Linked DNA regions of Homo sapiens: regions 2, 3 and 4 are each linked to region 1. The links are chromatin contacts, found by Hi-C or POLR2A ChIA-PET in ENCODE. All regions are on one chromosome and are shown on one strand. Each heading gives the region's core, a stretch centred on a gene start or an enhancer-like site at or near the end of the contact. The rest is flanking DNA. Distances are from core to core; before and after follow the strand shown. Region 1 holds the start of RNF14 (ring finger protein 14). Region 2 overlaps SPRY4-AS1 (SPRY4 antisense RNA 1). Region 3 overlaps SPRY4-AS1 (SPRY4 antisense RNA 1). Region 4 holds the start of SPRY4-IT1 (SPRY4 intronic transcript 1).

Region 1 (5,158 bases), core at 1,809-4,308:
GCTTGAGAATGTTACAGGCATAGATATTATGGAAGAAAATTAGATAACTGAGCAAGCAGCAAAATAATATTAAATTTTTGAAATAATAGATTTTGTCAAATCCAAGCAGTCACCAATTTAAAGATTCACCATTATGACTCAAGAATATTTAAAAGATAATAATTTTAAGAAAGATTTACCATTATTTTAGGTAATACTAAGAATTTAGCTACAAGGCCCAGGCACAGTGGCTCAAGTCTTTAATCCCAGCACTTTGGGAGACCAAGGCAGGCAGATCACTTGAGGCCAAGAGTTCAAGACTAGCCTGGCCAACACAGCAAAACCCCATCTCTACTAAAAATAAAAAAATTAGCCGGGCATTGTGGTACACGCATGTAATCCCAGCTACTCGGTGGCTGAGGCACGAGACTAGAGAATCACTAGAATCCAGGAGGCAGAGGTTGCAGTGAGCTGAGATTGCACCACTGCATTCCAGCCTGGGTGACAGAGACAGACTCTGTCTCCAAAAAAAAAAAAAAAAAAAAAAGGAAAGAAAGAAAGAAGAAAGAAAGGAAAGAAAGAAAGAAAGAAAGAAAGAAAGAAAGAAAGAAAGAAAGAAAAAGAAATTAGCTACAATTAAAGTATGAACTGGCTGGATATGGTGGCTCATGCCCGTAATCCCAGCACTTTGGGAGGCCAAGGCAGGAGGATCACTTGAGGCCAGCAGTTTGAGATCAGCCTTGGCAACATAGCAAGATCCTGTCTCTATAAAAAATTAGCCAGGTGTGGTGGTGTGTGCCTGTAGTCCCAGCTACTCAGGAGACTGTGGCAGGAGGATCGCTTGAGCCTTGGATGCTGAGGCTGCAGTGAGCCGTGTTTGCACCACTGCACTCCAGCCTGGGGGACAGAGCAAGACCTTGTCTCAAAAAATAAAGTATGAATCAATGTTTTTTAAAATAGCATCAACTGAAAGATACAGCAATTTCAGATAATTTAAATGTGAAAAAAATATGCAATGAGAATTTACAAAAATCATTTTAATAAAACAAAACTACCAGTCAATTAAAATATTGAACTACAATTGCATTTGCAAATATCCTCCCTCACAACTAAAATATTTTTAATTAAAATGTACATAAGTAAAAAGTTAGGATTTTTTACATTTTAAAAGGTCATACTATGAAATTAAAAATGATTTCATTTTCAAAAAACACTTTTTTTCTAGGAGATGTTAGTTCATGGCTCTGCTTAAGCTGCATCCCTATCTAAGACACAATTACATGTTCTACTTGAGGTCAGTTAGTACCTGTTAATAACAATCAGAAGAAAAGGATATTAACACCGCAGTCTGTATTTCAGCTCAGAGTGGAGTTCATGCAAATCCCATTTATTCTCTAACTGGTGGAGCTGAGACTGCTGAAGCTGGGTAAGAGGCCAAGATGTGGAACTCATACTACATATATTATGAAAATCCTGCCATCTGCAGAAAAGAAATACAAAAGATGGTGTTAGGACCCTCTCCAAATTAAAATTCTGAATTTCCATGATCACTGCTTAAGTCAAACATATCCTAACATATAGCCAATCCTAATCTACAAGTGCATGTTACTCTCCTAGGGCAGGCTAACTGAGCCATGTGGTTAAAGGAGTATTTGCATGTCCCCAGCAATGACTGAGGACTTTTTATCTGTCTGCCCTCAGCTATGGGAGGAGCTAAGGAGGAACACCAAGGTCATATGAAAGTACAGGACACCATGCCCCATAACAAACAATCTCTTCAGTTTGTTTTTTGTTTTGTTTTTTTCTCCTTTCCTCTTCTGCTTCTTGTATTCCTTCATTTGCCACTCCCCTCCAGTTTTTCCTCTCTTGTTCATGAATTAAGCCTGCCAGTGGCACTCAAGGTTAATTTTGGTAACAGAAAAATACTTAAACAAAACAAGAGTACACAAACACAAACTTTTAAGTTTTATTCTAAATGCTTTAGAGCTAGGCTTCTTCACTGGGGTGAGGGGAAAAGGGAGTGTGGTCTATAGATGGGCTACGGAGAATCCTATCAACACCCTAAAATTATATGCAAAAATACTATATACAAAACCATAATTAAAAACCAGATTCTCGGATGTGTAACTCCCAAATGAGATAAGAATGAGATTCAGAATCAATTTACATTAATTGAGCACCTACTATGTACTGTATTAGGTCCTTTCACATTGTCTTATTTTACTAGGTGGGAGTATATGGTGCTAATTGAATTAAGCTTTTTGTTTCTTCCTGTTAAAACATTTGCAAATGGGATGAGAGATTCATTCATGCAGTTTATGGTTTTAGGTTAGTGTTCTCCATCTGACTGCACATTAGAATCTTCTGAGGAGCTGTTTTTTAAAATCTCAATACCCAGGCCACACCCTAGAACAATTAATTCAGGCCTCAGTAGTTTTCCAAGTTCTCCAGGTGATTCCAATATGCAGCCAGGGCTAAGAACTTCTACTCCAAGCAGTTTCAACAGTTCCTCATGACCTACCCTACAAGATTTCAGCTTGTGAAGCTGTCACTTGGAATCCAGTACCTCAATTCAGGTTGCTAACCCCCATTTCCTTCTCACTCTATCCATTTGGTCTTCGGGTGTCCTAGTCTGGGTTCAGCTCGCCACTAGGCGTGCGGCGTCGTTTGGGCGACTGCCCCAAAACAGGGGCAGGCCCAACGCTAGCTATCCGCCCCAACGCTGGGATCAGAGGGCGCAATGCGGATGTGTGAGCTGCTGGCCAGCCTGGGGCGTCCCGAAGGAGCAGGGCCCACACCTTCCCCTTCCTCCTCAGCGTCCCGAAGGGAGTCCCGGCCAGCCGAGCTGCGGACGCCCGGTCCCGGATTTGAGGGACTGAGGCCCAGTGTACAGTCCCAGCCCGGTCCCCTTCTCTGCCTCGCGCGCCCAGAGAGCTATCCCCACCGTACCTTCCGGCCGCCCGGCAGTGCCGAACCCCAAAGTTCCGCCCTCCGCCCTTGCCTGGGGCCCACTCACCGCCGCCAGCCGACCAGGCCTAGAGACGCCCTGCTCAACCGGCGCGCCGCCTCTTCCGTTCTCGGGAGCTGTCAGCTGAGCCAGGCGGATCCCGCTGGCGCGACCGCCGGCATAGGGAGGACTCTGCGCAGCCGCCGTGGTCGCCCCTGCCTCTCGGGCGCCTCCCGCAGGCCCAAGGCGGCGCTGCCGGCGCGACCACCGTCACCCCCACTTACTGCGAGCCCTGTGCTCACAGGAGGCTCTTTTCAGTAGTTCTGATGGGGCCCGAGAATTCGAATTTTTACCAATCTCTAGAGGGGATCATGAGGCAGTGGTCTACCTAGGGCAGAGACTCTCACAACAATCCCAGACCTGCTTCTCCAAGTGGACTAAGCAAGCCTACTTCCTCCCGTTTACCTTCTCAGAAATGCTGCCGGTCTTTCTGGCACTCCACTGTGGAAGCACGCATTCATCGCTCATGTTATAACTGTAACACCGACCGCATTTATCGAGTAGTTAGGATGCTTCAAGCAGTGTGATAAATGCTCTACGTAAATTTTCTATCTTCACTGTAATCTTATGATTTAGCTACCATTTGTTATTCTCACTTTACAAATAAGGAAATTGAGACTTAGGTGCAAGAACTTACCAAGGGTCACATGATTATCGTCAGGCTAAGCAGGAATTAAAATTATACACTTCCTTCCTCACACCATATGCAAAAATTAACTAAATATGGATCAACGACCTAAATGTAAGAACTAAAACTATAAAACCCTTAGAAGGCCGGGTGCGGTGGCTCACGCCTGTAATCCTAGCACTTTGGGAAGCCGAGGCGGGTGGATCACGAGGTCAGGAGATCGAGACCAGCCTGACCAACATGGTGAAACCCCGTCTCTACTAAAAATACAAAAAATAAGCCGGGCATGGTGGCGGGCACCTGTAGTCCCAGCTACTAGGGAGGCTGAGGCAGGAGAATCATTTGAACCCAGGAGACAGAGGTTACAGTGAGTCACTGCACTCCAGCCTAGGTAACAGCGAGACTCCGTCTCAAAAAAAAAAAAAAAAAAGTCAAACACAAAAAGCCATATATTGTTTTTAATTTATATGAAATGTCCAGAATAGGCAAATCCATAGAGACAAAAAGTAGTTTAGTGGTTGCCAGAAACTAAGGCAGGAGGGAATGGGAAGTGACTGCTAATAGATACCGCTAATAGATATGGTGTTTCTTGGGTGATGAAAATATTGTGGAATTAGAGAGCAGTGATAGTTGTATAACTTTGTGAGTGTACTAGAAACCACTGGATTGTATACTTTTGAAGAGTTAATTTTATTGCATGTGAATTATGTCTTAATTAAAAAATTTTTTTAGGTACAAAGCACCGTTCTCAGCGCTTAAGTGGAATACAGAAATGTTGGCTCCTTCTCCTGGGACCCATCAAACTAATGTGCTCCTCACAATCTAATAAGCTCCTGTGTCCGCTTTTTCATATATTTCTTCCTCCAAAAGAGTAACTTGCAGAGCTAAGACTCTAACCCAAGCCTACAGGATTCTAAAGCTTTTACCACCATTGCCTCCCGGGCAGGATTAGATTCATGGGCCAGCAACCCGTGCAGTCACATAGGGCCCTGCACTTAGAAGGGCCCCAGATTTAGAAGTGGCCTGCTCTTAAGAATGATACAATGGACTTTGGGGACTTAGGGGGAAGGATGAGAGGGGGACGAAGGATAAAAGACTACAAATAGGGTGCAGTGTATACTACTCGAGTGATGAGTGCACCAAAATCTCACAAATCACCATTAAAGAACTTACTCATGTAATCAAATACCACCTGTACCCCAATAACTTATGGAAAAATTAAAATAAAAAAGAAGTGCCCTGCTCTTGATTTGATGCTGTGCTCTCACCCTCTTGAAGTTCTTAATAATTTCTGAATGAGAGGCTGCATTTTTATTTTGCCCTGGGCTTTGTAAATTATGTAGTTGGTCTTATACCCAGGAGAGAGAAAAAAACCAAGTGAGTAAATCAGGGCACCCAAGGGATTACCTGGCTGCCACAGAAAGAACCTTGAAATAGAAATAATCACTTCTAATTTTCTGTACTATAAATCTTGATTGTCACAAAACAGAAACCAAAATACCCTTCTAATAGATACCAAAACCAGAAACATATCTCGGAAAAAT
Region 2 (5,158 bases), core at 1,176-3,675, 460 kb before region 1:
GCATTACAGGTGCCCACCACCAAGCCTAATTTTTGTATTTTTAGTAAAGACAGTGTTTCACCATGTTGGCCAGGCTAGTCTCGAACTCCTGACCTCAGGTGATCCGCCAGCCTCGGCCTCCCAAAGTGCTAGGATTACAGGCATAAGCCACCGCACCCAGCCTTAAAACATGTGTTTGTTCCCAACGTTTAAAAATTAGAAGATTTTTCATACAAATCCAGATATCTGGCTGGGCCCAGTGGCTCACACCTGTAATCCCAGCACTTTAGGAGGCCAAAGTGGGAGAATCGCTTGAGCCCAGGAGTTCAAGACCAGCCTAGGCAATGTACCAAGATTCTGTCTCTACAAGAAATGTAAAAATTGTAAAAATAAAAACAAATCCAGCTATCTGGCTTCTCTTTAAGAAACAGATTATCTGGTGACATTGGGCCCATATTTTCATGTGGCAACAATTACCTGGAGTTGAGAAGTAGCTGTCCTCTTAGAGGGGCACAAGCTTTCTAGTTCACCATAGTCCCTATCCCCAAATATCCAACAACCAAAATGGAAACTAAGACGTGTGGCCAGCGAAGAAGTCTGCTCTTCAAAACCAGTGGTCATTTTTGTCTTGGGGACAATTGGGAGTGGTGGGGACTAGGGTTAACTGGAGAGTACAGTTTTTCAACTAATGGGGTGCTCCACTTTCCCAGGCTTTGTAGGCATTTGAGTCTCTGACCACATGCTGCTGTTATTTGATCTTATCAGAAGGCAGAGGAGCCAGGCTAGTTGAATATTAATGCCTGGGTCACAGTTTGGGACCACACAAGAATAGTCTCTTCCTCCACACTGCAACCACCGTGTCCCCACCCAGCTCCTGAGTTACTCACCCACTGCCACACAGATCCTAAGTTTTAATTCAGAAGGTTGTACAGCAGGACATCCCAGGGAAGTGGGGACACAGAAGTGCATTTGTCTCACACCATTTGGAAGTAAATACAACCCAAGTGGAACAGGGCTCATGCTGAGGCTGGCTGAGATCTCCAGTGAAACGAGACATTCTTTCAGGGCAACATCCTAACAAAGGAGCCCAGAAGGGAAAAATCTGATTACAGAACTTCCTCTCCCTAGTTGAGGTTTGGCACAGAACAGAAAAATGAAACACACCCCTTGCTTCTTTCCAGAAAAACTCAATATGGAGAATGGGGATATGGGGAGACAGTCAGGAAAATGAACAGGAAGATTCCTTGTAGTCTGCTCTGAAGGCAAGTGGGTGGGTATCCTGGGTCCTTGCTGTTTAGGATGCCAGAAAACACCCAGTATCTCCAAACGCTCTCGAGTGCTCTGCATTCCATCTCTCTCTCATTTCATCGTACTGGATTCTGCCCAGGGGAGAGCAAGCCTTGACTTCCCGACTTCACAGAAGCCACCCACCGTGCACACACTTCCTGAGATTCCATCAGTAACTAGCCGTTCTCTAGAGAACCCTCTACCACTAAAGAGTTAGGCCTAGGGTACACTGGGGTTATGTGATGAGCAACCACAGACATCTTCCCATCCCTTACAAAGTTTACACCCAAGTAGGGGAGACAAACAGGAATCAAATAATCACACACATTCGTACACACATTATTCCAAATGGAGCTGTGTAGTCTGAAGGAAAGAGACACGGTCCTATGTATGCAGATGACAAGGTTATCAGGCATTGCCAGGGTGGGCAGAGAAGGGTAGCAGTTGGCTAGGTGAAGGAGGTGGCACAGGAAGAGCATTCTAGCAGAGGGAACAGCAAATGCCAAGACCCTAAGGAAGCAGGGAGCATGGTGTGCTCCAGGACCTGAGAGAGCTCCTGCAGCTGAGTGTGGGCTGCAGGGGCCAGGCCGCAGGCAAGGAAGTATCTGATAAGCATCTCCACACCTGCAGCATGGCATCATGGCTGTTCCCTCCACTGCAGACTCTGGGTTGAACACTTTCTTCAGTGACCTCACCCAGCTCTCAACACAGGAAGCCCTCAGTAAGGTCAGGATGAATGCGTGTATGAGAAGAACAGTGACAAGGACACACTTTGTGGAGGACAAAAAAGCAGAGGAAATTAACACAAGTTTGTGAATTAAATACACATCAACCAGCATAAAGCTGCAGCAGACAGGTTAAGGTAACTCTAACTTCAGTGCAATAAACCCTGGAGATGTTCTTCTGCAAACTGGGAGTCTTTCCTCTCGGTCTCTGATTCCGAAGCTTCAGGCAGACTGCCAGCATCTTTGTGGCCCTTACACACCTGGCGGCCACCCTCCCCAGACTCTGGCCGGGTGAGCCCAGGCAGGAGGCCAACGAGCACAGGCACCGTGTACGCCTCTAGCTGCATGGGGCCTGCCCAGGAACAGGCAGGGGCCTCACCGCGCCTGCTAATCTGTTTCCTCTTAAGCGTTGGTTTAGTTCCAGTGTGGTCGGCTTGAAGGACCATGAAGCAAAGGTGGGTGGGCTCTGCGGAAGGGGCGCCTGGGGAGAGCAGGTGGGAGGCACACACTCCTCAGCCAGGGGTGGCAGGATTCCCCAGAGACACCAGCCGAAGTCCAAATTAAAAACTGCCGGGGAGGCAATGGGACTACTGTGTGGTTTCTAGGGTGTGATGATGTCACTGATGAAGGGGACAAACCAGACAAGACGAGAGAACAAGAGATGTCCCCACCCACCTCTCTGGAAAGCCAAGCCAAGTCCATGCCTCAGAAATTACCCAGGTATAATTTCAAATAACAAACATAAGTCAGGAGTTTTAAACCACCTTTTCTGATAGCTCTAAATTCTCACAAACACCACTTTGAATTTATCCATCCTCTTGAATTTGTGGAAGAAATTTCATTCCAACCCAGCAAATGGCTTCAGGGGTGCTTCAAACAGAGGCTGGTAATCTTTTTAAAGCATGCCTCAGTTCATGGGGTCCACTTTATCAACTCTCCAAGGGCTTCTCATTGCACCTAAAATTAGATCGAAAAGCCACCACACCATGGTCTAACCCCTGCCCACGGCATCAACCTCCTCTCCTACCTCCCGCCTCCTGCTCACCATGCTGCAGTCAAACTGGCTGTTGCTCAGTGCCTCAACCAGGCCAAACACTTCCAGCCTCCAGGCCTGTGCACATGCTGTTTCCCCTGCCTGGAATGCCACTGCCACCACTGTCACCCCAGACGCCAACTTAAATATCACCATCTCAGAGACAGACCTTTCTTCAAAGCACCCCATGATTTTCCACTTCATCTTTTCTTGTCTCGGGCCCTATTTCTTTGAGACGGAGTCTTGCTGTGTTGCCAGGCTGGAATGCAGTAGTGCCATCTTGGCTCATTGCAACCTCCACCTCCTGGGTTCAAGTGATTCTCCTGCCTCAGCCTCCCGAGTAGCTGGGACTACAGGCGTGCGCCACCATGCCTAGCTAATTTTTGTATTTTTAGTAGAGATGGAGTTTCACCATGTTGGCCAGGATGGTCCCAATCTCTTGACCTCGTGATCCACCCACCTCAGCCTCCCAAAGTGCTGGGATTACAGGTGTGAGCACCGAGGCTGGCCTGTCTCGGGCCCTATTTATCTTTAGAGCAGATGCATGCCTAGGCGGGAATGCTCTTCAGTCTCTCCCAGTATTTTTCACTTTTCTGTAACTTATTTATCCTCAGGCTCTCCCACTAGACTGTGAGCAGCAAAAGGAAAACAACCCCACCTGCCTTGATTCAGATGTTCTCCTATCACCAGCACAGTGCCCAGCACGTGGGAGGTATTCAACTGCTGCTAACTGTTGAACAAACCAGCCGGGTCATCTGCAAAATGACTGTCCTGGACTCCTCAAAAATGTCAACTCATGGGAGAAAAAAAGGCTGGGGAATCATTCTTGATTAAAGCACACCAAAGAGACATGACAATTTAATGCAATATGTATCCTTGATTGGCCTGGGTCAGAAATAAAAACAAACAACAGAAAAGGAACATGATGGAGACAATAAGGGAAATTTTAAAGAAGAGTATTACATCCATAATACATTTTCCAAGTTTGAGAATTCCACTGTTATGAGAACGCAGAGATGCATGCAGAAGTACTGTAGGAGGGAAATGTGACGATACCTGCAACTTACTTTCAAATGGCTCAGCAAAAATATACATACTTGTATATATACACCCACATATAGCATTCTTTTATTCTTACAATTTTTCTATAGTTTTTAATATTTCAAAGTGAAAAAATGGGGGAATAAAATAGATATTATTATTATTAAATAATAGCACGGTAGCTCACACCTGTAATCCCAACACTTTGAGAGGCTGAGGCAGGTGGATTACCTGAGGTCAGGAGTTCGAGACCAGTTTGACCAATATGGTGAAACCCCATCTCTACTGAAAAATACAAAATTAGCCGGGTGTAGTGGCTCACGCCTGTAATCCCAACTACTCCGAAGCTGAGGCAGGAGAATCACTAGAACCTGGATGGCAGAGGTTGCAGTGAGCAGAGATCACGCCACTGCACTCCCACCTGGGCAACAAGAGTCAAACTCTAAAAACAAACAAACAAACAAACGTAATAGATGGATAAATGTCAGAGATTTTGTTCTCTTTTTTGGTTGAAGTGACATGAGTCATCCAAGATCATAAGAATAGTCTTGCCCAGGCATAGTGGCTCACACCTGTACTCTCAGCACTTTGGGAGGCTGAGGCGGGAGGATTGCTTGAGCCTAGGAATTCAAAACCAGCCTGGCCAACAACGCAAGACCCCCATCTCCACAGAAAAAAAAAAAAGTAAAAAAAACTAGTCAAGTGGCCAGGCGTGGTGGCTCATGCCTGTAATCCCAGCACTTTGGGAAGCCAGGGCGGGCAGATGACCGGAAGTCAGGGTTGGAGACCAGCCTGGCCAACATAGTAAAACCCTGTCTCTACTAAAAATACAAATATTAGCCGGGCATGGTGGCGGGTGCCTGTAATCCCAGCTACTTGGGAGGCTGAGGCAAGGAGAATCGCTTGAACCCAGGAGGCAGAGGTTGCAGTGAGCCAAGACAGTGCCATTGCACTCCAGCCTGGGTGACAGAGTGACACTCTGTCTCAAAACAAAAAACAAAAAACAAAAAAACTAGTCAAGTGTAAGGTTGTGCACCTGTAGTCCTAGCTACTCAGGAGGCTGAGGCAGAGGGTCACTTGGACCCAGGAGTTT
Region 3 (5,158 bases), core at 955-3,454, 390 kb before region 1:
TCATAGACCACCTAGACCAAAGTTCTTCACAGGCCAGGAAACTCAGACCAGGTGGCATCAGATGACCTGCCCTATGGTTCCAGCTTCCCCAGAACTGAGTGGCGGGGACTAGGGACCCTGACTTCAGTGGCTTTGCTCTGCCTCAAGTCAGCCCATTCAGTGCCCACAACAACTTAGCAGGTTGGTGCCCTGTGCTCCTCATCTGAGGAATGGAAACAAGGAGATGGTTCACCCTCCCAAGTGTCAGGATGTGGATGTCCCAGTGACTGGCATTCTATAAAAGCAAAAAGGACAGGTGGAGACACAGAAGTCCGCTCTGGAAATCCATCAACAAATGTCCTCAGAGTTGAGGAACTGCAGACAGCTGCAGCACAAAGGAGCCAAAGGCCACTGTCTTTCTCTCTCAAAATCCACCCGCACCAAGGACCCTCTTGGCTTTCTAAATGATTGAAGGCAAGCAACTGTGGTCTCATTTCTGGGGTGCCTGGATGACCTCTTGCACAGACACAGGGGATTCTGTGGAGAAAAATGCCAACCCCTGCTCCATCATTTCTAGGTGCACGACCTCTCTGGGTACCAACTTTTCGTGGCTTAGGATCAAATGAGAAAACACGTGCACAGCACCTGGCACAGTGCATGGCACATAGCAGGCACACGAAAACATTAGCTGTTAGGAACCGCACGTTTAATATTCAAAGTCAACCCTCCATACATCTCACCAGCTCTTACCATTGCCCCCTAGAGCTGAGAAATCTGAATAGAAGGGCTTGCATTGGACTGGGGCTATTCAGCCTTAGAAATCCAACTCCAGGTAATCGTTTAAAGGAGCCCATTTTCCTATTCAAGTAGAGTGAAAAGAACTCCACCTCAGTCCCCAAGCCACTCAGGACCTCTCATAAGGCTGGCAAAGGGAAGATTCCAGTCTGAGAGCACTGGCCACCTAACTCTATTCCCAGAAAGTGGAGTCCGGCCCAGAGCTCCCTGGAAGTTGAGGTAACAAGACCCAACAAAAATATCCTGTATTCTCTTCACCACCTGTCTCCGCAAGCGAGTAATAAGACAAAGTATTAAAGAGAGACATCACCAGTAATCAGAATGTGGTAACTAAATGAGTCTTTTGTCTTCCACTTACAATGTGCAAGCTGGTCCGGTTCCTCAGCCTCTCTGAACCTGCTTCCTCAACTGTTTAAAGAGAAAAGCAACCTCTACCTCCTGGGGCTGGTCAAAGGATGAAATGAGAGAATTCTGTTCAGCGGTGTCTAGGACATTAGCTGCTGCTTTTAGTTCAAGAAGCCCAGTGCAGCCTATGCCGGAATAAGCATTACTTGCTCCAAAAGAACACTCTGTACAGCAAAGGCAGCCCTTTCCTAGACCACAGACCACACCACTCCAACATGGGCCACAGGTTGGGAGCAAACACTTACTCCACCAGAGGCTTCCTGAAATCTTACAAGCAAATGGAGTGAAAGTAGAAACTGAGACCCAAACAGCTTCTGAAAAGTGGATGCCCGGCTGGAAGTGGTGAGGGACGTTCCCCCACGAAAAAACTTGGACTTGGCAATCATTGCTTTGGACTTCGCAATGTAAATTGCCACTTTTGATGACTTGGGGATTCTAGAATGTTCCGGTCGCTCACTGATTCACAAATATAAGGTCTGGGGTGACCTAAACCTGCATGGTGTGTTCCAAGAGCCCCCAAAGCGTTCCAAGAGCTGGTGACTTTCGGCTCACGTAACTAACCTGGGCCTCAGTTTCCCTCCAGACCCTAACGAAGGAGATAACGGTTGTTGCCTCTACAGGGAAGCTGCGAGGCTAAACGGGGATGGCGCGCTAAGGCGCTCCCTAGACACAGCACGGAGCTCCCCGCGCGCGGTTCCCATTCGCTCCCGGAGAGAAGGGCGGCGCGCGGGCTCACACAAAAGCCCAGGACCTTCCTCCGCTGCAACTGTAGAAAAAGCAACTGGAACGCGAGCTGGGGCAGCGGCCGGGCCGGGGGCTCCTCCCGCAGGCGCCCAGGAGCCGCTCGGCCCGTGGCCCGGCCGGGGAGCAGGCGCCCCGCGGGAGCGCTGAGGCCCCGCTGTGCCGAACCGGGCGGGGGCGGAGGAGGCGGAAGCGGGGGCGGCCGGAGCGCGGTGGGGATGTTTAAAGGAAATTTACAATCATTTCCTCTCTGTGGTTTGGTGACAAATCAACAACATCCTGTTCTTTTGTGAGGCTCCGGGCGCCTGCGAGGCGGAGGCAGCGCTCCGGCTCTTAAAGGGACACACACAGGGCCCCTCTCCCAACGGTTCCCTGCGGCTCCCCCCCAAAAAAATACAGCTTCCTCAAGGCGTCACCTCCGGGGGCGCGCGGCCGGAATGCGGGGGCTGTGGCCGGAGCCGCCGCCAGGCCACGACCTGGATCGCGTCCCTCACCACCCCCCACCCCGCCCGACGGGAGGAGACGGCCGCGGCGGCGGCGCACCAATCTGAAGGACGTCCCGGCCCGGGGCCATGTCCCGCCGAGGGGGTGGGCAGGGGGCGGAGGGGCGTCCTCCCGAGGGTTCCCGTCCCTCCCCCCAACCCCAGGGCAGCTCCGCCGGGCTTCGGACCTCCGGGTAGTTATCCCCCTCCCCCAATCCCCTGGCCTCGAGTTTTGCAGTCCCAAAACTCTGGATTTATGGTTAAAATGTCGACGTACGCACAGGAGGTTTATAAAATGCCAAAGCAGAGACTTCCCGAGCTGTAGAAGTAATGAGAATCAGATGGTCGGGACCAGGAAAAAAAAAAAAAAAAAAAAAAACTACTCAACTGGCCTCCTGGGATTTCGTTCATTCAGTCATTTAATGAGTATGTTTTACTAAGTGCTGGTCACTACTCTAAGCCCCCGCACCGCAGGAACAACACAGATACGGTTCCTGCCCACAGGGGGCTTAGATTCTCAAAAATGAATGAACAGGATTATTTCACATCTACAAGTGCTATGAGTTTTTTAATGGGTCACATTCTAGAACAGCGGCTTTCTGTAGGGACACCTCTCTGAGGGGTCTGACCTGAGGCATCCAAGGATGAAAAGGCAAGGGTGCTAGGAAGAACTGGGTTGGAAAGGTCCAAACATTATTATCAGGAAAGAGCTCAGAAGTCTCATCCCAAAGACCGAGTGAAGGGCAGCCCCAGGGCTGCATTTTCCCCTTGAATACAAGCCTTGATAAGGGGCTTGGGTCCTTCTGCTCTTGCTATATCGCCTGAGCCTTTCCTTTCATCTCTCGGCCTCACAGCTTCCTATAAGGAAAATGAGACACTGAACTAGATACAGTACTTCTCAACCTAGGTGCAAATGAGAATTCCCAGGGAGGCTTTCAAAAACACTGACACCCCTGACCCCACCTCAGACAAAGGGAATGAGGATCTTTGGTAATGGGGCCTAGGCACTGGCATTTCTGTAAGACTTCAAAAGTGAGTTTAGTGTACAACCAGGGTTAAGAGCCACTGACTTAGGGCCGGGCGCGGTGGCTCACGCCTGTAATCCCAGCACTTTGGGAGGCCGAGGCGGGCGGATCAGTTGAGGTCAGGAGTTTGAGACCAGCCTGACCAACATGGAGAAACCCCGTCTCTACTAAAAATACAAAATTAGCCGGGCGTGGTGGCGTGCACCTGTAATCCCAGCTGCTCAGGAGGCTGAGGCTGGAGAATCACTTGAACCCGGCAGGTGGAGGTTGCGGTGAGCTGAGATGGCGCCATTGCGTTGCAGCCTGGGCAACAAGAGCAAAACTCTGTTTCAAAAAAAAAAAAAAAAGAGCCACTGACCTAGATGATATTTAAAGTTTGGGTTTAAAATGCAGTAAGGTGGCTGGGCGCAGTGGCTCACGCCTGTTAATCCCAGCACTTTGGGAGGCCGAGGCAGGCAGATCATGAGGTCAGGAGATGGAGACCATCTCCTGGCCAACATGGCGAAACTCCGTCTCTACTAAAATACAAAAAATTAGCCGGGCGTGGTGGCACCGCCTGTAGTCCCAGCTACTTGGGAGGCTGAGGCAGTGGAATCCCTTGAACCCAGGAGGCAGAGGTTGCAGTGAGCCGAGATCGCGCCACTGCACTCCAGCCTGGTGACAGAGCAAGACTCCATCTCAAAATAAAATAAAATAAAATAAAATAAAGTGCAGTAAGAAGGCCAGGCGCGCTGGCTCACACCTGTAATCCTAGCACTTTGGGAGGCCAAGATGGGCAGATCACCTGAGGTCAGGAGTTTGAAACCAGCCTGGCCAACCAGCCTGGCCAACATGGTGAAACCCTGTATCTACTAAAAATACAAAAAAAAGTTTAGCCAGGCATGGTGGCAGGCGCCTGTAATCTCACCTACTTGGGAGGCTGAGGCAGGAGAATTGTTTGAACCTGGGAGGCGGAGGTTGCAGTGAGCCGAGATCGTGCCCCTGCACTCCAGCCTGGGCGACAGAGGGAGACTCTGTCTCAAAAAAATAAATAAAAATAAAGTGCAGGAAGAGCTATTTCAATTCAGGGCATAATCATCCACGTTCATTGAGTGCTTAGCAGCTGCTATATAATACCCTAAGTAAGCTACATATGTATTTTATCTAATTTAAGTTACAAAGAAAAACCTTACCAACTTAGATATTATTATTATTCCTATTTACAGATGAGGAAACTGGGTACAGGGATGACACAAAATATGGTCAAGGGCACACAGGTATTAAGTGGTCTTGTCTGTATCCTGTAAGCTGAAATGCCATTCCAGTGGCAAGGAACAAATTTCTACCTAATGGGGTTGTTAATAAGGCAGAGTAGCTACCCAGAGAAGAGCATGGGGTGCTATAAGCCCAGGTTGCTCATACATCTTGGACAGAGGCAGCGGACTGGCCTAGATGCCCAGAGTTCAGGTCTTAAAAGAGAGATTGTAACTCAAAGAAAACAGACTTTTATGTTTCTTGGTGCTAATCCTCTCGGTCGTTTTCAGAGATGATTCCCATAAATTGTTAAAGGTATGCCTTGGCCAGACAGAGGAAACATTTGGCAAGGTGAGGAGGAAAAGGAACTCCCTGTGTACCCCAGTAATAACCAGGATAGGATACACTCCCCCACCCTCCTCACTCTCCCTTCTAGGGCCCACCCCATGCCCTTTTCACCTTTGACCACCTTCCCATTTGTGCAGTTCCCTGAGGGAG
Region 4 (5,158 bases), core at 1,064-3,563, 350 kb before region 1:
CTCTTGGCTTCTAATCCTTCTTTATGGGAATCTGAGCAGACAATTAAGGCGGTAATACAGTGAAGCAGAAACTCGAAGCTGATTAAATAGCCCAAAGCCCAAAGTCCAGCAAGATTCCCACCCTTCCGTGTGCTGGGGCTTTGGAGCTCAGCTGATTGGCTGTGAAAGAGAGAAGAGAAGAGGGTTGGGAATCGGTAATGTGGTGGGATGAAGTGATGAAAAACAACCGTTTTTTTTTTGTGATCTCTGACAGATTGTGGCCAGAGGTGAGCTTCTTAGTGCTGGTGCTGGGGGTAGGGAGGTGGGGGAAGGAAGAAAGATTCATAGACAAATCCAGCTGCCCAAATGCTTTATTCTTCCACTGGGGCCATTCTCAGCAGAGATTGTCTTTCTTTGCAGGGTATAGGGAGGGGCAAGTCCTCTGCTTCCCTCAGCATCCCTCCCCCTCTTTTTAAAGTCCTTTTAAAGCAATAAGTCATTATTTGGTTGTAGCTTAATTAGCTAAACTGGAATAGTGTCACAAAGAACCAAGCAATAGTGGTGGGCAGGCTCTCTGGCAGCCTAGAGACCTTTATTCTGAGTTGTTTAAAGGGTTAAACAGCCTTCACTGAAAGAACCCGCTGAGACTGAATGGGGCAGTGCTTAAACTACCCATTCATTCACAGCCTCTTGCCAGTTTGTCATTAGCTGACCTGTAGCTTTCAAAGTACAACTGTCAGGTTTTCCCAATATTTCCCAACTCACCTCCCTAGGGTAAGTCAAGGGGAGGGTGTGGGTGGGTGGGATTAGGCATCCTGCTCAATTGTGCGGACATTTAACATGCCTCTTGATTCTTTTCAGCCAGCCTGTATTGAGCGGTTTGCAGCCTGATGCTCAGCCCCCTCCCCACAGGTACAAATGCAGTGAGTGTCAGACTGGCTGGTTCTGGGCTCCCAGACCCGCCAAGCAGCAAATACAGTGTTGCGCGTGTTCTGGGGATTTTGATATCCTGCTGATTCAGTATTCTAGGACTCTCTGTGCCCTGGCTCCCTCCCTTCCTCACAGACCTGGGCCAGGGACCCCATCAATGAAGGTACCCTAGGGACCCTTAAGTTCAACTTGATAGGTGGGGAGGAGTAGAGATTCCTTTCCACCCCAGGGTTTCCTTTTGGGGACTGGTTTGTAATAAACTCCTACAAGTGAAATCCATTCAACTATAAGAAAACTAAAAATGAAACCACTTTTAAGACGGGGGATGGCATGTAACACTGAACTGGAGTGAAGAGCACTTGAACTCTGAGCCTTCCTTGAATGAGAGAGATTACAAACCCCCACAGCCTTCACTCTCCACATTGAAAATTCCCCTCCCTGGGGTTCAGGCTGATGTAAGCCCCATCTGGCTTTCCTTCCCTGTTGGTTGCATTGCAGAGCCCCAGGATGTTCTAATGATGTTCCGTGAGGGCTGGAGGAGTCCATGGTTGTGAAAGTGATGGCACTTTCATGCCTTTCCATAAATTCCCAGAGGTTATGGAGGGCTTTTGTAAGTCAGGGCTGAGAGGTTAATATTTCAGCCTCTGAAGCCTCTGCTGTCTTGGTTCAAATCCTGCTCTGGTCACTTGCTAGCTCTATGACCCTTTGTGCTTCCATTTCCTCCTCTGTAAAATGGGTTCTCTCTTGAAGTATGGTGAGGATTAAATGACTTGATTTATGGTGAGAAAATAAATCACTGAGGGCTTAGCACGGAGCCTGGCACCAAGAAATGTTTCGTAAATATTAGCCGCTTCCATAATTATTATTTATTATTATTAGAAGGTTGAGTGGAGGTAAAAGTCCCTTCCCTCTTGCCAGTTCGTAAGAGTACCACCTAAACTTGATAGAGGTGCTTCTTTGGCTAAGTGGAGTGCTGGGTTTGTTTCTCTGTCCAGTGTCTTCCAAATTGGCCATCAGTCTCTTCCAAACTGCTTAAATGAGGCAAAACCTCCTCTCTCTTATTTATATTATAAATCTCTTACTACCTTGCAGGGGAAGCAGGGAGCACATATTAAATTGCACTTAAGATTGTCAGCATTGCTCAGAGTGGAGGGTGGGTGTTTCTCAGTGAGTAGAGATTGATCTACCAAATCAACTGAGAGTTGTTTTTTCTTTTTCTTTCTTTCTTTTTTTTTTTCTTGAGACTCAGTCTTGCTCTGTCACTCAGGCTAGAGTGCAGTGGTGCGATATTGGCTCACAGCAACCTCCGCCTCCTGGGTTCAAGTGACTCTCCTGCCTCAGCCTCCCAAGTAACTGGGATTACAGGCACCTGCCACCATGCCTGGCTAATTTTTGTATTTTTAGTAGAGATGGGGGTTTCATCCTGTTGGTCAGGCTGGTCTTGAACTCCTGACCTCAAGTGATCTGCCTACCTTGGCCTCCCAAAAGGCTGAGATTACAGGCATGAGCCACTGCGCCAGGCCTTCTTTCTTTTCTTTTTTTCTTTCTTTTTTTTTTTGAGACATCATTTAGCTGTGCTGAGGGGTTCTTAAATAGGCAGCTCAGAAAATTGTTTTCCTTTGTCAGCCACATAAATTCAGCAGAGGCTCTTGGAGGGTCCCTGCTGGTGAGGGGTGAGGCCAGCAGTGGAACTCTGATTTGGTTTTTGCTGAGCTGGTGGTTGAAAGGAATCCTACTACATCGGGGTTATAATAGGGAAGATACATTTTAGAATATGCCCAGTGGAGCCATCGGATGCTGCATCGTCCCCAGAGAGCCAAGTCATCGTGGGCCAAGCTCCCATCCCCATGTCTGGCCTCAACTGCAGGCCCAGATGTTGACAGCTGCCTCTGGAGGGTTATGGGAGCCTGTGAATGCCAACATCCCCATTGCCTGCAGCGGCTGCTCCCATCCTGGCTTCCTGGTGGGACTTTTCCATGAATTGGGGAATCTGCTTTCTGATTCCAAGGCCTATTAAAATTTCTGAGCATTGCCCATTTCTTTTGCTTTATCTGTAGGACATGGGCTGTTTTTAAAGAACCTCACAAATGAAAAAAAAAAAAAAAAGTGAATCTGCTTAAGGAAAGGGAGTCTTTTACTTTCTTCCACAGCATGACCAGACCCAATCCTGGTCCTGAGAGACAAAACCCAACTATATGGGGCAATAGAAGCTTCAAACTGCTGCCTACATTGTGTTGGCAGGACCCTGAATATTCCTGACATCGGTTTCTGGAACAAGGGACTCATGTTATCATTGTCCGGGGGTGAGGGTTCTGGCTGGTGCTGGAGAATCTTATCCGTGGCATTTTTAATTCTTAGGCCAAGCCACACCCTTTCCTCCAGGCAGCGTCCTCAGTGCTGGACCTTGGGCTCCTAACCCTGGCCTCTTGCCCCAAACTCATTTATTCTAGAAGCAAGGCTTTGGAACACCTATTGAGAATAAGTGGGCAGGCTGAGGTAGCATTCCCTGGAATTCCTACGTTGTCATCAGCCTGATCCTTGGAAAAACTCCTCTCCATAGATGCTTACTTGCATTCCCTCTCTCCAGCCCTGACCACAGGATCTCCAGGGGAGGCTGCTTTGGCAAGTGGCTACTCTTTGGTGGCAGACCTGCCAGACACTTAAGGTAAACTCTGCCACAAGGAAATCGCCAATTCAAAGGTGATGCTATGGTTTCATCCGAAGAGAACATGGGGGCAGGCACTGCCACTAGGTAGGCTTTCTCCAAGACAGGAAAAACAAGGCGTGTAAAGAAATACCAGCATCCTTTTAAGTAGGCAGGGCCATGGGAGCAAAGCCAATAGTTGATGCCCTGCGTGAATGGGAAATATCAGTTGACTGAGCATTGAACCTCGCAGAAAAGACTGGATGCTTTTTGGATTTAGCAGTGTAAGTGATATACATACTGGAGCCCCGTGGATAGCCCCCTTTTTATCCCCTTCATAAACTTTTATCTAGAGCTAGCTTTTTATTTTAGACAGGTTCTAGATAAACCTAACAGCAGAGGGGCAGGATCAGCTCTCCTAATTAGAACATCGTTAGCATCTTGATGCAAATTTAGTAAATGCAAAAGCATTTACTAAAACCCCACCCCATAATACATTAATGCAATGGCCTTTTTTTGGTTTTGTTTTAAAGACTTATCTTTCTCTTTTACCCTCCCTCCCCATTCCCTGGGGTTCTTAAGATTGGGGTGGAATCTTCCCAGAGTGTAATCTTTCCCTTGGATTCCAAATTGTATCCCCTTGAGCAGAGGTCTTGGCCTTCTGCTGCTATTTCTTTAAATTGATCTCCAGCAGAATTCCAAATGTAAAGGTCAGCAGGCAAGGAAATGGCACTTCTAATAGAAAACAATGTGCACTTTCTAAATTTGAACCAAGCAGTTTCCGCTCTTTGATTTAAGTGACTTCCTGGGGTTCCGTGTCAGGCACTGCAGTTGAATCTCTGGCTGGATTCCAACTTAAAATTGCACTCTCTCGGTGAAATTAGAAACTGATCCAGGGTTGGCTTAGCTACTCTAGTAAATAGCATTTAGGCTGAATGTTCAGCTCAGCACTTGGAAATGGGTGATGTGAGTGCCCCTCGAGAGGATTTCCCATCCAAGTTGTCAGAAGCTCACATACCCAGGGATTATTAGCCACTGCAGGTTGCTGCTCTTAAGAAGTGGTAGTAATAAGTTAATATCCTGGATGTGCAGGCATCAGATACAGCCCTTCTCTTGTGAATATCTGAAATAAAGGGCTTGTTTATCCAGCTGATAAACTCCATGGGAGCACCCAGAGCTGTCTGTTGAGTTCACCACATTGTCCCCAGTGCCTGGCACAGTGCTTGGCAGGCAGTGCTTGTAAGTGCTCAGGAGATCTAAACTTATTCCCTGGGGTAGCGATAAATTGTTGCTGCGTGCCAGGTAATATGCTAGGTAATAGATAGTATTTTCTCATTTAATCCTTGCAAGAGCCCATTTTACAGATGACAAAACCAAAATCTAAGGCATAGAGATGAAAGAACTCATTCATAGCAATATTGCTAGACCAAAGTGAGAGTCAAATTTGAGTGTTGTTCCAGAGCCTGTGTTTACATCCACTGAGCTATGTGTCTTAAATAAGGAGCATGTTTCACAGTGACTAAGAGAATGAACTCAGGCTGCCCAGGTTTGAGTCCTGCTACTGATAGTTTTGGATAGTTTTGTGTGACTTTGGACAAATTAATT

Evidence for each region. Hi-C counts contacts between places; a loop is a spot of excess contacts on that map. ChIA-PET counts read pairs that join two places held with the same protein, here RNA polymerase II (POLR2A). Pooled maps may share reads with other maps.
Region 2: a pooled map shows a loop between it and region 1 (4-fold over the local background). The contact joins the enhancer-like site here to the promoter of RNF14 in region 1. A Hi-C loop is called at or near these places in 4 of 50 pooled maps. POLR2A ChIA-PET finds 5 or more read pairs at or near these places in 4 of 52 experiments (AG04450, WTC11, activated CD4-positive, alpha-beta T cell and 1 more).
Region 3: a loop to region 1 is called in a map of CD8-positive, alpha-beta T cell, with 31 times the contacts of the local background. The contact joins the enhancer-like site here to the promoter of RNF14 in region 1. A Hi-C loop is called at or near these places in 3 of 168 maps with a recorded cell type or tissue (CD8-positive, alpha-beta T cell and naive thymus-derived CD4-positive, alpha-beta T cell), 4 of 37 single-sample maps with no recorded cell type and 12 of 50 pooled maps. POLR2A ChIA-PET finds 5 or more read pairs at or near these places in 11 of 52 experiments (CD4-positive, alpha-beta T cell, Caco-2, GM12878 and 7 more).
Region 4: a loop to region 1 is called in a pooled map, with 4 times the contacts of the local background. The contact joins the promoter of SPRY4-IT1 here to the promoter of RNF14 in region 1. A Hi-C loop is called at or near these places in 5 of 37 single-sample maps with no recorded cell type and 11 of 50 pooled maps. POLR2A ChIA-PET finds 5 or more read pairs at or near these places in 2 of 52 experiments (MCF 10A and WTC11).

What each region holds. Positions count from the first base shown.
Region 1 is chr5:141,967,005-141,972,162 of GRCh38, reverse strand. It overlaps RNF14 (ring finger protein 14), which reads right to left and starts at 3,058. Exons shown (of 9, transcript NM_004290.5): 1 at 2,996-3,058; 2 at 1,286-1,459. LOC124901095 (a long non-coding RNA gene) reads left to right here and starts at 2,383. Exons shown (of 3, transcript XR_007058977.1): 1 at 2,383-2,555. RefSeq lists an enhancer at 2,876-3,025 and a silencer at 3,136-3,275.
Region 2 is chr5:142,429,883-142,435,040 of GRCh38, reverse strand. All of the region lies in intron 3 of SPRY4-AS1 (SPRY4 antisense RNA 1), which reads right to left. Among named protein-coding and RNA genes, the nearest start is that of SPRY4-AS1, 110 kb to the right of the region's middle. Within about 2 kb of position 2,425, at least 13 of the 41 ENCODE cell types and tissues checked have a DNase peak (open chromatin) inside an H3K27ac peak, as active enhancers do.
Region 3 is chr5:142,354,122-142,359,279 of GRCh38, reverse strand. The region is part of intron 3 of SPRY4-AS1 (SPRY4 antisense RNA 1); the gene reads right to left. Among named protein-coding and RNA genes, the nearest start is that of SPRY4-AS1, 31 kb to the right of the region's middle. RefSeq lists a silencer at 1,930-2,579 and enhancers at 2,617-3,418, 3,419-4,220. Within about 2 kb of position 2,204, at least 34 of the 41 ENCODE cell types and tissues checked have a DNase peak (open chromatin) inside an H3K27ac peak, as active enhancers do.
Region 4 is chr5:142,315,477-142,320,634 of GRCh38, reverse strand. It overlaps SPRY4-IT1 (SPRY4 intronic transcript 1), which reads left to right and starts at 2,313. Exons shown (of 1, transcript NR_131221.1): 1 at 2,313-3,015. All of the region lies in intron 1 of SPRY4 (sprouty RTK signaling antagonist 4), which reads left to right. RefSeq lists an enhancer at 299-1,043.